Regions from separate parts of the Homo sapiens genome. Here regions 2 and 3 are each linked to region 1. Evidence: read pairs that join two places in POLR2A ChIA-PET (ENCODE). Cell type or tissue: MCF 10A. All regions are shown on one strand.

Region 1 (5,000 bases):
TTTTCCTGCTCCATCACCCCCAATTGCTCTCCACTACCTACCAGATAAAGTCCAAGCGCTCTAGTTGGGCCTCCAAAGCATGCAGGATCCCTCTCCCTAAACAAACACTGGGTGCAGCCAAGGGGACCTCCTTGCTCTCTCACGCCAACCCAATCTGGGCCCCCAGACCCTCCCCCAGTTCCTCTCCCACAGATTATCCAACTTCTCCTCCTCTCTGGAAGCCCTGCTCCAGGGTCTCCTCCTCCTCCCGACAGCACACCCTGACTTCACCCACCTCTAATCACCATTTGGGCACAATTACTTACTCTGTTCCAAGCCTGGTTCTGTGTCTGAAACAGGAATACAAGGATGAATAAGACAGCCCTTGCCCTATGGTTTTTACAATCCAGCTTGGAAAAAACATCATCACCTGATAGCATATATTGTATTTCTTCTACCACTATGGATAATACTAAAACTTGTATTGAGTTGTAAAACCATCTATCAAGGATGGCTTCTAAAGCCGTGATAGAGCCAGTGCCAGGCCCTTGGCTTTATCATGTATTAATTCATTTGGCCTTCCCAATAACACTAGGAAGTAGGAAATACTACTGTACTCATTTTACAAATGAGAAACAGGTACAAAGAAGTCACCTCTCTGGTTTTCTCAGCTGCAGTGTGAACTCCTTGAGGGCTGTCCCTTGGTTTCCTCCTCTCCCACACAGGCTCCAGGTAGAGGACACTCGGACATGGCCCTCTGGGCTCAACGTCCCCACCGCTGTGGCCTTAGGTGAAGGTGTGCTGACTGGTGGGTGGGAATGGTATACATGCAGGAAAATGAGCGCCAGCAGAATGGAGGAGACTGGCCTCCCAGGTGGGGTATGAAAGGACACAGTCTCGGTGTCCCCTTCCAGCATCTCTCTTCCCTGCCTGTCCCCAAGGTCCAGCCCTGGCATTTCACAATCCTGCAGTCACTGCAGAATTCCCTGTCCCTTTGCTAAGAGCGCTGAGGTGGTGTAGAAGGAGGGAGCCAGGCTTCATGCCCAAGACAGACAGGGGAACAAAAGGGTGGGCTGTTGGAGAAGGGAGGAGCCCTTCAGCTCCCCCAAGCCCCAGGGGGTCAAGCCTCTCTGAGTGAATAAGCCTAGCCTGGAAAGTAAAACACAGGGCAGGCCCCAAAAGGGTCATGTCTGGGCACCCTCACCTTGGCAGGGGGGTGGGGGAACATGGGCCTGCGGCAGAGGCAGGGCCCTCATGGCACCGAGCTGGGCTGCCCCCTTGGCAGGCTCACCCAGCTCAGAGGCCTCTTCAGGCTGGGAAAGCTGAGGAGGTGGATGGCTCAGACCCAACTTAGAATAGAACCATCATGAGGCATTGAGTGGGGTTCTGGGTTGGTGAAGGGGGCTTCGCACAGCCTATAGAGCTCAGCAGTGGGGGTCCAGTCCCCAGCCCCGGCCATACCTCACCTCAATATTTCTATCCCCTCCTAGAAGGCACAGTGGATGTACAGTGCAGGTAGAGCAGGGAAACTGAGGCACAGAGCCTGTCCTCCAGCTCTGGAAACCTGCTCTGCCTGTCTGGCCACCAGCACCATCCTTGAAAATGAACCCCCATGTTTCTCACAAGCACACAGGACTCCAAATCCTACCATTCCAGGGTCCTACAGGACTCCAGATCCTACCGTCTCAGGGTCCTCTTCTACCCTGGGGACATATATTTTCGAGAAAGAGGCTCCCCAAAGTGGGGCTGTGGAAAGAGGGCACCGTGCCTTTTCCTGAGTCCTGGTCTGGGATTGGGTGACGAGACCAGTAAGGGGCTCAGCCACAGCTCTGGGCTCCAACCCCGGCTCTGCTTCTCACTAGCCATGAGGCCTTGGGCAAGTTACTGAAGCCTCTCAGGGCCTCAGTTTCCTCCTCGGAGAACAGGACTAAGTCTCCCTGCTCTTGTCTCTCATAGTTGATAGTATCCAAAAGGTCCTGGTACCCCACCCAGGACTCATACCCTTAATCACTAGTCCTCCCTCTTCCTCCTCACCAGGGGCCCAAGGGCTCAAGCACTGGCAGGGGCTGCTGAGGAGCTGACGGAGCCACTGCTGTTGATAGAGCCGGTGCCAGGCCCTGGGCAGGCACGGGGCCCAGGCACACAATGGGGCTGTGTGTGCACCCAGCGTTACTCTGGAGTGGAGCTGGGCAGGCAGGCTGGCATCTGGGGTCAGGCCAAGAATTCATGTCTCTGGAGAAAGCCTCCCCACCCCCTCCCAGGCAGCACAGCTCTTTCCAGGGGTGAGCAAGCACCACCCACTCCCCCACCCGGCCTAGGAAGGGAATGGGAACTTGCTCTGGTGGCAGGTACTGGGAAATGGGGACTCCTGAGTCTAGCCACTGGCTGGGCTGCTCGCTTGCGAGGCATTTTGGACCTATTACGTAATCTGGGGTTGCAGCCTCCTCTTTGGCCAGAGGGAGGGTGAAGTCTGCGGGGGCCAGGAGAAGGAGCAAGAGAAGTCTGGCTGCGACCCCCACCCCATACAGAGGGCCTCAGTCCTCCCTCCCCAGCTTACCAGGGCCCTGGGCTCAGCACAGGTTTTCTGAGGCACCCAGGACTCCTGGCCACCCAGCCTGCACCAGGGTGCTGGGGTACCCCAGGAGAGGAGCTGGCTCACTCCCCAGGAGAATGAGTCACCAGCTGGCTGCAGCCAGGATGGCGAGGCGGGTGGTGGGCAGGTGGAGCTTGTCCTCTCCTGTCCCTGGCAGGTCTTCTCAAGCTGGAAAGCCACTCAGCTGGTATCAGTGCTGACCACAGCATCCCAGCCCAGGCCTCACTGGGCCACTTCTTCTGGTGCAGGGACCGTCTGGCCGCAGGATTCAGAGAGACTTGATCCCCTCCGGTCCCTACGCTGACTCACTCTTATAGCTGTAGGCATGGGCAGCCTACTCCTCTAATTGTCTCTGAGAGGGTGTCAGGCTGCAGGGAAGGGCAGCCACCTACCCCCAGGGAGAAACGCGGTCTGAGGCGAGGAAGGAGGGGAGAACTCAGGCACCTGGTGGGCAGCAGGGAAAGGCAGACAGCCAGGCCACCTTACTCCTCAGGCTGTGGCCAAAACAGGGAGGGCCCCTTTGCATGAATCATTTTCTATTCTCCCCAGAGCCAGGAGGCACCCAGGAACAGGAGCTAACTGGCCCTGCTCCCTGGCTGGCTAGACATGTGGCACCCTCCCTCACGCCCAGTCATAACGACACAGATAGGCGTCCTGATGCATGCCACCCACACTCCCTGAAGGTCATACACAAAGTCACTGTGGCAGCCCAGCCCAGTGGACACAGTTGGATGGCCACCCATCCCCTGACACCCACAGGAACCCCCCAGCCTGAGCTAGAGTGGGCCACACCACATCCTGTAGGCCCCAAACAGTGCTGAGTCTGGGAGCACCTCAGCTCCGAGGGCTCCTTCCTGGTCAGAGGGCAAGGACCTTTCCCAGCCAAGACCACTGCACTGAGTCCTGTGTGTGCGTGTGTGTGTGCACGTGTGTGTGTGTGTGCGTGTGCATGTGTGCGTGTGTGTGCATGTGCATGCGTGTGCATGTGTGCGTGTGTGTGCATGTGCATGCATGTGCGTGCATGTGCGTGCGTGTCTGTGTGTGTGCGTGTGTGTATGCATGTGCTTCTACCACCCCTACTCTGAGAAATCACTCCCATGCCCTGAGAAAAGAGACGGTGAGAACCAAAGGGCCTTCGGAACCTGAGCCCATCGTGTTTGTTTTCCAGATGAACAAACTGTAACTCACATTGGGGAAGTGTCTTTGTTCTAGATTATGAATAAGGCTGAATCTGGAACCCAGGCTGGGGTAGCTTATGGCTAGTCAGACAAAGCAGAGGATGGGGAAGAGGGAGCAGGGGCGAGAAGGAAGAAAAGGGAGGCGAGGGAAAATTCATCACCAGATCAGAGGTGCGGCCTTGATGGTATCATTCCATTCATTCATTTCAAATATTTCTTGAGCACTTACTACATGCCAGCACTCTGGCAGGGCCTTTCTGCCCATATCACCCCTCCCTCCTGTGAGACACTGCTTCTGAGACGGACTATTGTCTTCAGGGGACCCCCATCCCGAGGGTGCGGGGAGACTGGGGCAGCGCTGGAAGCTCTACCCTTGAGTGGCGGCCCGGCCCCAGAGAGGCCCTGGAGGCAGCCTCCTCTGCCCTCCACACCCCAAGGGACTCCAGCCCTCAGGGAATCCAGTGACCACAGCACTCCAGACCCTGATATACAGGTTGGCACTCCTCCGGGAGTCCATGCCAAGTCAGAGGGCACAAAATGTCAGACGACAAGGAGCCTGGGAGTCACCTACCAGAAAGTCCCAGGTTGATGTTAGCAGCAGCACTCCCATTTTCAGACAAAGTCGGCCTGGACCCTTGATATGTAAAACATGAGGATGAAGCCGCTCCATGGAGCACCAGGAGTCAGTGTGAGGAGCAGGAGAGCAGCATGGGGAGTGGGAGGACCACCCCACCTGGCCTCCAACCAGGGCCTCCCCCACGCTCCCAGATAGTACCCAAGGCACCTTCTGGGACTGTGACGAAGAATCTGAAAACCACAGTTTTCTCTGGCCTCTCCATGTTGCGGAAGTCTGGAGGAAGCAGGGAGTATGTGCGGACCACACAGCTTAGGGAGAGCTAGGACCACAGCCCTGGCCCTCCCAACTTCCAGGCCAAGCTGTTTCCCAAGACTCTCAAGACAACAGGACCCCATCCTCCACATGGGAAAGGGACACAGCAACACCCCCACTCCCAAAAAAGTCTCATGAGCCGGGCGCAGTGGCTGACACCTGTCATCCTAGCACTTTGGGAGGCTGAGGCGGGTGGATCACCTGAGGTCGGGAGTTCGAGACCAGCTTGACCAACATGGTGAAACCCCATCTCTACTAAAATTACAAAAATTAGCCGGGTGTGGTGGCGGATGCCTGTAATCCCAGCTACTCGGGAGACTGAGGCAGGAGAATCGCTTGAACCCAGGAGGCGGAGCTTGCA
Region 2 (5,000 bases), 76 kb before region 1:
GAGACAGGAAGTGGGGGAAGAGCTGTGCGTTCTGCTGGCCACCAAGGAGGGGTGGGCGCCAGAGGCTGGAGCTGGGCCAGACCTTGTGGTCTTGCGGAATGAACTGCAAGGGAGGAGTTGTGAGCTGGCCTGCTCCACTTTGAAGGGTATTGTGAGGGGCAGAGCCCGTGCAAGGCAGTTCTGTCCCCTTTGTTGCCTGGAAGGCTCTGGGGTGGAGAGTGGGGAATAAGCCCTGGAAGGCAGGAAAGAATACTGAGGTGGGAGTCTGGAAAGTTGGGATTTGGTAAGGTTTTGCCACTAACTCACTACATGACTTGCATTAGCTCTTTCCCCTCTCTGGCCTCTGTTTTCCAACCTCTGAAATTGGAAAATGTATTGCACTCTCTGTGGCAGACACATCTCTAGGGAATACACTAGTAGACAAGCCAGTCCCTGCTCTCAGGGCCTTTCACTCTACCAACAGATGAGCAAATATAGAATAGGCCAAGTGCTGAAAAAGTCTGGGTAGAATAATAAAATGGTGTTGGGGGCAGAGAGTGAGAAGTCTGGGACGGCCTCTCTTAGAAGCTGACATAAGCAGAAGAAACGAGGAAAGGGCCAATGTGGGTATCTAGGGGATGCACATTCTGGGCAGAGGAAAGAGCAAGGGCAAAGGCCCTGAGGCGAGAAGGTGCCTGGCAAATTAACCGAGAAAAGGAAGTAGCATGGCTGGCAGGGAATAAGTAAGGGGAGATGAGGGCCAAGGCAGGTGGGGCCCAGTTCATGGAGACTGAGGGACTTTGCGCTTTATTCTGAACTGATCGGTGGGCCCCGGGGAAGCTGGGCCTGGGCTTGGGTGCAGAGCCCACTTGGTGCTGTGCATATGTGTGTGTGTGACAGTGTTGGGTGGGGGAACACCTTTGATCTCCCCTCATTTACCCTGGCTTCCTGGACAGGTCCTTCAGGAAGAGACAATAACAGGGCCGGGTCTAGGGTGAGGCATGTGAAACCTGGAGTGAATGAGGCACTTGGCTCAGGTTCAAAACTTAAGGGGGCATCAAAAAACTCAGTAATTAAGATAAAACAATATTTTCCTGCAATATGTATAAAAATCCAAATTAATGCCAAAAAGTCTATGATAAACAAAATGCCAACATTTTAGATAAAGACAGGATCTGACCCTGAACTTGCGTGATTAATTACCTTAATCCTGGTCCTGTTTCCAATACAACTTTATTTAAAAAAAACAAGGCAGCTGGCCCAAAGAACTGTAGTTTGCCCATTTGGTATATTAAAATATTGCCTTAAAATATTCCTCATCAGTCTGGGCACGGTGGCTCATGCCTGTAATCTCAGCACTTTGAGAGGCCAAGGCAGGCAGATCACTTGAGGTCAGGAGTTCCAGACCAGCCTGGCCAACACGGTAAAACCCCGTCTCTACTAAAAAAAATTAGCCAGGTGTGGTGGCAAGCACCTGTAGTCCCAGCTGCTTTAACTTGGGAAGTGGAGATTGTAATGAGCTGAGATCTCACCACCACACTCCAGCCTGGCGGACAGAGCAAAATCCTGCCTCCAAAAAAAAAATTCCTTATCTTGGCATCCCCGAAATCTTGCACACCAGGTGAGTGTCTCACTTACCTCACCCCAGTCCTGGTCCTGGGCCCCAGTGCTCATCCCTCCTGAGGCTGAGAGGCAAAGGGATTTCCCCAAAGAAATATAGTAGATGGTGGGTCTGGAAACTGGGCTCCCATGCCAGGCCTCCAGCCTGGCCATCATATCCTATCATGCTCTGAACTGGAATGTTGATTTTAATGTGTTGATTTTTAAAAACTTTTTATTCAAGTATAATAGTCATACAAACAAGTGCCTGCATCATAAATGTTCAGCTTGCTGCATCCTTACAAAATGAGCACACCTGTATAACCAGCATGCGTGATTAAATTTAAAGCATAATTTACATTTCCAACAAAACAGACATTAGTACTGGGCCAGATTCAGAGGACTTTTGAGATCAAGCAGGCGACTTGGAATAGTAAGGCTCCGGGACTGAGCTGATGCAGAGTTTAGGGGCCCTGGATTGAGACGAGAAAGCAGGGGGAGGGGTGCAGCACTGAGGTCTGGGGTTCGGGAGGGGGCCCTATACGCGGGAGGAAACGGAGAGAGACGGTGAGGATTGCCTTCGGAGGTGGGTGAGGCCCAGCGTGCGCGCCCAGGTAAGCAGGTAAGAATGCAGCAGCCGCCAGGCCCAGGCGCGGGCGCGTCCCGTCCGGGTGACTCAGCCCGTGCCAGGAAGCGGGAGTTGGCTCAGCTCTCCAGAGCTCCCGGACAGCAGCCGGATCCCGGCCGGCTCCTGGGGCACTAGGACAGACCCCCGCGGCTAGCAGCCCGGCCTGGGGGGCGGAACACTCTCTTCTTGTCCCGCCCCACCTTCCTCCGGGCCGCAACCACCCCAGCCCATCGCTGGGACGTGGCCGCGGGTGCCGAGAGCGCTGCCGGCGCCGTGGGGGCCATCCCGGTCCTGGCCCCGACGGCGCCCCAGGACCTGCGATAGCCGTAAGTAGCGACTATGGGGGCTAGGAGAGTCCAAGAAGTGGGGAGCTGGGACGCCCGGCCTCCTGCGTCCCAGCTCTCCACTTCCAGACCCGGCTGGACTCGGGACTAGAAAAGGTGGCCTGGTGCCGCCGCTGCCTTCCAGTGTGCTCACTGGCCCTCGTGGCGGGGAGCCCAGACGCGGCTCCTAGGCGGCCCTAGACAAGTACGGCCGAGACGCTGTCACCCCAGGGGGCTGCCCCACCTGAGCATCATCCCACGGGCCCGCCCAGCCCCACCTGGAGAGCCGCAGGCTCCAAAGTCTTCCCCATTCTCGGGGACCAGGTTCCGGGGTCGCGCTGAGGGCCCCTGAACCCTCTTGGACTGCCTGGCAGCGGCTTCTTCCTACCACCACGGCTCACCATCCAGACGCGCCGCCCGGCTGGCCCCACCGGGAGAGGCTCCCTCCCTCCCCTTTCTCCCCGAACCCTCATCTTAGAAGCCCTCGGATTCAGTCTGGATCCCAAAGAAGGGCTGAATTCGGAGGACCTCTCTTTGCCCCCAAAGTCGGTTTTCTGACACACATTCCCACGCACAGCTGGTAGGGGCAGGAGGGTCGAGGATGCTCTGGGCTGCTGCGGCACAGGGCAGGCTGGTTGGTCACTAACCGGATTTCCCGGACAGACAACTCTGGCGCTGTGGGCGGGTGGCCTGGGAGCCCAGATCCCTGTCCCTGGCTTAGGACCCCGGGAGGAGACCGAGGGGGTGGGTAAAACGTGACTGAGAAACTTGATCGCGCCCATCTTTGGGGCAAAGAGATTTGGAGGCCGCAATTATTCAGACAGTTCCACGAAGTGGTTGAGGTTTCTCTCTTTCTCCTGATTTTCCAGAAACTTTTGCAGAGTTTGGACAGGCAAAGGAAAACGTGCAGCCCGCGGATCTCCGGGCCTCAGAGAGCAGGGAGTCGGGGAGACTGAGGCCCCGCTCCGAGAGCGCGGAGGAAGCGCGCCCAGCCGGCTTCCTGTGGGGGCTCGGGCCTCGGGCGCCCCGCGGACAGACGTGTCCGGCTCCTGGCTGGGCCAAGCCCGGCGCGGGGGAGGGGACCCGCAGAGGGGCGACTGAGAAGGCGAGGAGGGGGCGGGGAGAGGGTGGGCCAGGGAAGAGGGGAGGGGAGAGGCGAGTAGGGGAGGAGCGAGGGGGGCTGGAGGGAGAGAAGGAAGAAGGAAGGGGCGAACGGCGTGAGCTGGCGCCGAAATGGGAGAAAGCAGCGAGTGAGAGGGGAAGGGGCGCCAGGCGAGCACCCGGGAGCCAGCGGGACCTGGGCAGGGGCGCCCGGAGCAGGCGCGCATGGCGGGCCCCGCGCGGGGATCCGGCTGGAAGAGAGCGTAGCACGGCTCGCACGAGTGAGTGGACGTGGGAGGCGCGCATCTGCGGGGGAATCGCCCCTTGCCCGCCTCCGGCGCCGCCCGCTGAGCCCTGTTTTCCGCAGGTCCGGGGCCGATGTACCAGGTGAGCGGCCAGCGCCCCTCTGGCTGCGACGCGCCCTATGGAGCCCCCAGCGCAGCCCCGGGCCCAGGTAGGACCGGGAGTGGCGAGCGAAGCTGGACAGGGGCGGGTGGGCGGCTGAAGGGGCCAGTTATTAGTTCTCCTCTCCGTCCCCAGACGCGGGGAGACCGTTCCAGGGAGCTTGGTGGGGGTAGGGACGAAAAGTCTGGGTTTGAGGACTTGGTCCAAGGAGAGTAGGGGGCTGGGCGAGGGAGGCAGGGCCCTGAACAGAGGCTGCGGCTGCGCCAAGTTGGCTCCAACTCCCCGCAACTCCCGACACCAGACACACACACACACACACACAAACACACACACATACACTCCGCGGTGTCTGTCCGTCTGGGATTTGTGTCTCAACTGTTTCTGCCCAGTGTGTAAATATTTGTGGGGGCCTGGTGTGGGGGAGGGGGCGTTGTCTGAATCTTTCTCTACTTCCCTTCCCCCAGCCCAACCAGAGCCCAGCGCTTCCCGAAAACTTTTGTCTGCCGCGAGCGGCTGCAGGACCCAGCCCCTCCCCTCTTTCTTGCCATCCCTTCTCCCTCGCCTTCCTTCCCTCTCGTGCCGGCCAGTCCCCGCCGCCCCTGCCCTGTGCACACACACGCACCCCAACCCAGTGTCTTCAGCCCAAGTGAAATGCCCCGTCCCGCGCCTGGCGCCGTCTGTAACCTACCCGCGATTCCTGGGGGAGCCTCTCACGCCAAGTACGGTTTGTGACTCCCTGAAGGGGTTTGGAGTAGGGGCCTCGCCGGCCCTGGTTCTCAGTCCCTTCCCCTCACTGGCCAGATGCCTAAGCCGAAGCTCCCAAATGGAAGTCCGGGTCAAGGAGAAGTCAGGAACCTCTGGGATGTGTTCAGGGCCAGGGGAACCGCGTGCAGGAGTGTGGACCCGGATTTCATAATTGGAATCTCCACTGTCTAAGTCGTTGCCTTCCTCCCCACCAGCGCCAT
Region 3 (5,000 bases), 87 kb before region 1:
CTTTTCATTCCCTTCCCTCTACCTCTGATTTTTCAGTCCCTCTCTCTCTCCACACTCCTTTTCCCTCAGACGAAAACATACTCCTGTCTACTGCCCTCTAAATGCAAACAAACAAAAACATTCCCTCTGTCCTCCCTCCCTCTCCAGCTCTTTTCCTCTTGCTATATTTCCTCTCACTGCCAAATTTCTTGAAAGAGTGCTCTGTGCCTTCCACCTTCCATTCCCCACCTAATGCCCTGGGACGTCTCCACAAGCCCCTGCAACACAGACACTGCTCTCTCACCAAGCCCCGGGCACCTTGTGGCCTCTCTTTCTTCTTTCTTTTTTTTTTGAGACGGAGTTTCAGTCTTGTTGCCTAGGCTGGAGTGCAGTGGCATGATCTCGGCTCACCGCAACCGCCACCTCCCGGGTTCAAACGATTCTCCTGCCTCAGCCTCCCTAGTAGCTGGGATTACAGGCATGCGCCATCACGCCCGGCTAATTTTCTATTTTTAGTAGAGACTGGGTTTCACCATGTTGGTCAGGCTGGTTTCGAACTCCTGATCTCAGGTGATCCACCCGCCTTGGCCTCCCAAAGTGATGAGATTACAGGCGTGAGCCACCGCGCCCGGCCAGTGGCCTCTTATTTATCCTTGCTCCACTCAGCCTCCCTGGAGAAGAGGGAGAAAGGCTGAAACCTGTTCTTAGGGCTTCCATGATTCTATCCAAAATGGCCTTTAGACCTGGACAACCAGGGTCCCTGATAGAGCAGGGAGCTCACGGGGTCAAAGAAACACACCTCCCTGGAACGTGTAACTTGTCGCTGGGCCATGGGCCAGGTAACCAATGTTTGGACATTATTTGCCCCAATAGCCCTAGGCTCTCTTCTAGAGCCTGCAAGGGCTTCCTCCCTCAGTTTGTCCTATTCTTCTTCTTTTTTTTTTTTTGAGATGGAGTCTTGCTCTGTCATCCAGGCTGGAGTGCAGTGGTACGATCTTGGCTCACTGCTGCAACCTCCACCTCCTGGGCTCAAGTGATTCTCCTGCCTCAGCCTCCTGAGTCGCTGGGACCACAGGCACGTGCCACCACACCCAGCTAATTTTTTTTATTTTTAGTAGAGACAGGATTTCACCATGTTGGCCAGGCTGGTCTCAAACTCCTGACCTCAAGTGATCCACCTGCCTCAGCCTCCCAAAGTGTGGGATTACAGGCGTGAGCCACTGAACCTGGCCTGCCCTATTATTCTTTTTTTTTTTTGAGACGGAGTCTTGCTCTGTCGTCAGGCTGGAGTGCAGTGGCGTGATCTCGGCTCACTCCAACCTCAGCCTCCCAGGTTCAAGCAATTCCCCCTCAGCCTCCCAAGTAGCTGGGACTACAGGTACGCGCCACCACGCCCAGCTGATTTTTGTATTTTTGGTAGAGTCGGGGTTTCACCATGTTGGCCAGGAAGGTCTCGATCTCTTGACCTCGCAATCCGCCCACTTTGGCCTCCCAAACTGCTGGGATTACAGGCATGAGCCACCGTGCCTGGCCTATTATTCTTTTTATTTTCTAAAATATTATTTCAATTCCTTGAAGCTTATTGAAGCTTCCACGTGCCCCAGCATATAGCTATTTTTTGTAACAGCTTTATTGAGATGTAATTTATGTATCATACAGTTCACAGATTTAAATACTATTCAACGGTTTTTCATTTATTCAGCTTTGTGAGCCATCCCCACAGTCACGTTTAGATCCTTTTCATCTCCCCAAAAGGAAATCCTGCACCCGTTGGCATCACTTCCCCTTCCTCCCCTCCCCCAGCCCCATCATCTATTTTCTTTTTATATGTCTGTTTTATGTTTTTCTTCCTCCTCTTGCTCCTCCTTTTTCTTCTTTGTTGTTGATACACAAAAAACTGCACCCATCTCCTATATACGATTTGATGCATTTAGACTTATGCATATACCTGTGAAAACGTCACCACAATCAAGGTAACAAACACAGCCATTACCTCCAAAAGCTTCTTCATGCCCCTTTGTTTTTGGTTTTGTTTTATTTTCCTCCTTTTCCTGGCTTTGTCCTTATGAGGCTAAAGTGTGATTCTGGTACATGTCCCCTCGCCTGAGGAGTAACCAGGGGCAGCTGTTTATAGGTGGAGCTGTTTATAGGCCAGAGCCTGAAGGCATTGCTGGCACTGGCATGCTCATTCACATGACGCTCCTCACTCTGCAAGACAAGCCAGGAGTGTGAACAGAAAGAGGCTGGCTGTGAGCCAGAGGCGGTTCGTGGGGTTTCCTGGGTCCTGCAGATGTTAGGGGTGGGTGTGGTTCTGCCCTCTTGGCTTGACTTCTGGCTCTTGGACTGCTTTTCCCTGACTCTACTGACTTGGCTCCCTCGCTTATCTTCCTAAAAAAAGGATTCCTCCGGAGCCAGCTTTTCACATCCACAATTTCCTTCCTCTGTCCCCCTCTCTTGGGGCACTCACTGAGTAGTGAGGCAGGTCTCCATCCACACATCTCCTTCCTCCTTCAGATGGGAGCTCCTGGTTGGGGGGCACTGCTAAGTCCCCTAGCACAGAGCTAGCACCCAATGGGTATGTGGTCAATATTTATTGAATGACAAAGGGAATGGTTAAATGCATTTCACTTATTTGCACCCATGATCTGAATTCACCCTGCTAAACTTGCATTTCCCCAGCAGATGTGAAGAAAAGACTAAGAGCGGGAGTTCTGTAGTCAGACTGCAGCTGTAAACCCAGCTTACCATTTATAAGCTGAGTGTTCTCTAGGGCAGGTCATTCAACTGCTCTGTGCCTCAGTTTGTTCTTCCACAAAATGGGGACAATACTGGCACCTACTCAATAAGGATGCCATGAGACATAGAAGATCCATGGGCCTCTGTTCCCCTGCCTCTGTGCGTTTGCTTGTCCTACCTGGAATTCCTCTGGCACTATCTTTGCTTAGTGAAGCCTACCTGTTCTTAAAGGCCCAAGTTAAATGCGCCACGTCCTTGAAGCCTTCCCAGATTGCCACAGCCTTATGCCTCCTCCCCAGTTAAATAAACACGGTATGCTTCCTGAAGGCGGCTACAACCCACACTGCTCCAGGCTGTGGTGATGCCTGTCCACACCTCACTATCCCCACAGAGACTGAGCTTCTTGAGGGCAGGGGCTCAAGAGTTGGTGCTCAACAGATGCGTATTGAATGAATGAATGGTTCCAGGATATTCCAGATATTCGGGTGATGTTCTGACAAACCTACGAGACTGTCTTTTAGATACTCTTGAACTGAGGCCTCTAAGATAGTAAACACACCACTCCAACTAATTCTTTGGATTTAAAGGGACTTTGGCTTACTGAAGAGCTTATTTTGACTTGTTGAGAGTTAATTATCAGCAAGGAGCTAACCTGGGAGAGAAGAAGGAAGGACAAGAGGTCTCTCCCTCTGTCTACGCTATTAATATAGAAAGAGTATTACATGGTGTGAAGATTACATGACACAACATTTTAAAAGGCCTAGCGGAGCACTTAGCCTGAAGTTGTCCCTCAAGAAATGGTAGACTCATTGATTTCTTTTCGTGGTTGTTATTGTTAGGAAAAACTGAGCTTGCAAGGATGGAGGGCTGATTCATTCGTAGTTGGTAAGTAGTCATTTTTGCTTTAGGACTATGGTTCCACTTCCAGCCTTGTGCTTGTCAGTACATGAATTCGTTTCCTATCGCTGCCAGTCTTCCATCAGCGGCTTTAAACAATGTGAGTTTCCTGTCTTACTGCAGTTCTGCAGGTCAGAGGCCCATCACGCGTCTCATGGGGCTACGCTGAAGTGTTGGCAGAGTGCCTGCCTTTCTGGGGCCTAGCTCCCTCTCTCTACCCTCTAAGGTGGCCAAGAAGGGTACAGTCCCCCACTTGCTGCCTGCCTCTGCCCTCTGCTAGGCTGTCATACTCTCTCTCTGATCTCTGCCAGAAAACGCTCTCCACTTTTTTTTTTTTTTCTTTTTTGAGACGGAGTCTCGCTCTGTCTCCCAGGCTGGAGTTCAGCGGCGCGATCTTGGCTCACTGCAAGCTCCACCTCCTGGGTTCACGCCATTCTCCTGCCTCAGCCTCCAGAGTAGCTGGGACTGCAGGCACCCGCCATCATGCCCGGCTAACTTTTTCTATTTTTTAGCAGAGACGGGGTTTCACCATGTTAACCAGGATGGTCTCGATCTCCTAACCTCATGATCCACCCACCTCGGCCTCCCAAAGTCCTGGGATTACAGGCGTGAGCCACCGCGCCCGGCAAGGCTCTCCACTTTTAAAGATTTATGTGATGAGATTGGCCTACCTGGATAATCCAGGCTAATCTTCCCATTTCAAGGTTCCACGCCCTTCATCACATCTACAAAGTCCCTCTTGCCCTGTATGGTAACATACTCATAAACTCCTGGGGCATCTTTGGCCTAATGCAGTACACTATCTATCAAGCTGTCCTAAGCATGTTTTCTATGTGGACACTGATCTCCCCTCCAGACTGTCTCGGCATCATCACACTAACAGTAAATCATTATATAGGGCTTGCCACACAGCAGGCACTGCCCTAAGGACTTTACATTTCTAACCTTATTCAACATGCCCCAAAACCCTCTGAGCTCCCGACTCCTTAAGCATAGGCTGCACATAGTGACTTCCTTCCAAAGAGTACAGTTTGGAGAGGAGAGGGGTAACTTGACTGTGGAGAAACCTGATAAACACGATCTCAGCCAAGTGACCAAGGTTAACATCAGTGGTTATAAGTCATGGTTCGTAGGATGTGCTATTGATATGATTTGATGACTATTGTTTTCTGTTGTTGTCGTTTTTGAGACGGAGTCTCACTCTGTCACCCAGGCTGGAGTGCAGTAGCGCGATCTCAGCTCACTGCAACCTCTGCCTCCCGGGTTCAAGTGATTCTCCTGCCTCAGCCTCCTGAGTAGCTGGGACTACAGGTCCATGCCACCACACCCGGCTATGTTGTCCAGGCTGGTCTCGAACTCCTGACCTCATGATCCGCCCGCCTCAGCCT

The links. ChIA-PET counts read pairs that join two places held together with the same protein. Peaks named below come from ENCODE experiments on the same cell type or tissue, not always from the same donor. Only the 100,000 strongest peaks of a DNase experiment are listed, where the experiment ranks them.
Region 2: POLR2A ChIA-PET joins it to region 1 with 8 read pairs; 1 of 35 experiments calls an interaction of 5 or more read pairs at or near these places.
Region 3: POLR2A ChIA-PET joins it to region 1 with 7 read pairs; 2 of 35 experiments call an interaction of 5 or more read pairs at or near these places.

Annotation. Positions count from the first base shown.
Region 1 is chr6:41,710,612-41,715,611 of GRCh38, forward strand. The region is part of intron 1 of TFEB (transcription factor EB); the gene reads right to left. Among named protein-coding and RNA genes, the nearest start is that of MIR10398, 20 kb to the right of the region's middle. RefSeq lists enhancers at 2,192-2,917, 2,918-3,641. In MCF 10A, no CTCF peak of the experiment used is centred here; DNase peaks (open chromatin) are centred at 2,310, 2,660 and 3,100.
Region 2 is chr6:41,634,742-41,639,741 of GRCh38, forward strand. MDFI (MyoD family inhibitor) reads left to right here and starts at 3,727. Exons shown (of 5, transcript NM_005586.4): 1 at 3,727-3,911; 2 at 3,998-4,084. The coding sequence starts at 4,009. RefSeq lists enhancers at 1-5, 6-506. In MCF 10A, no CTCF peak of the experiment used is centred here; a DNase peak (open chromatin) is centred at 2,240.
Region 3 is chr6:41,623,425-41,628,424 of GRCh38, forward strand. No RefSeq gene overlaps it. Among named protein-coding and RNA genes, the nearest start is that of MDFI, 13 kb to the right of the region's middle. In MCF 10A, no CTCF peak of the experiment used is centred here; DNase peaks (open chromatin) are centred at 2,227 and 3,707.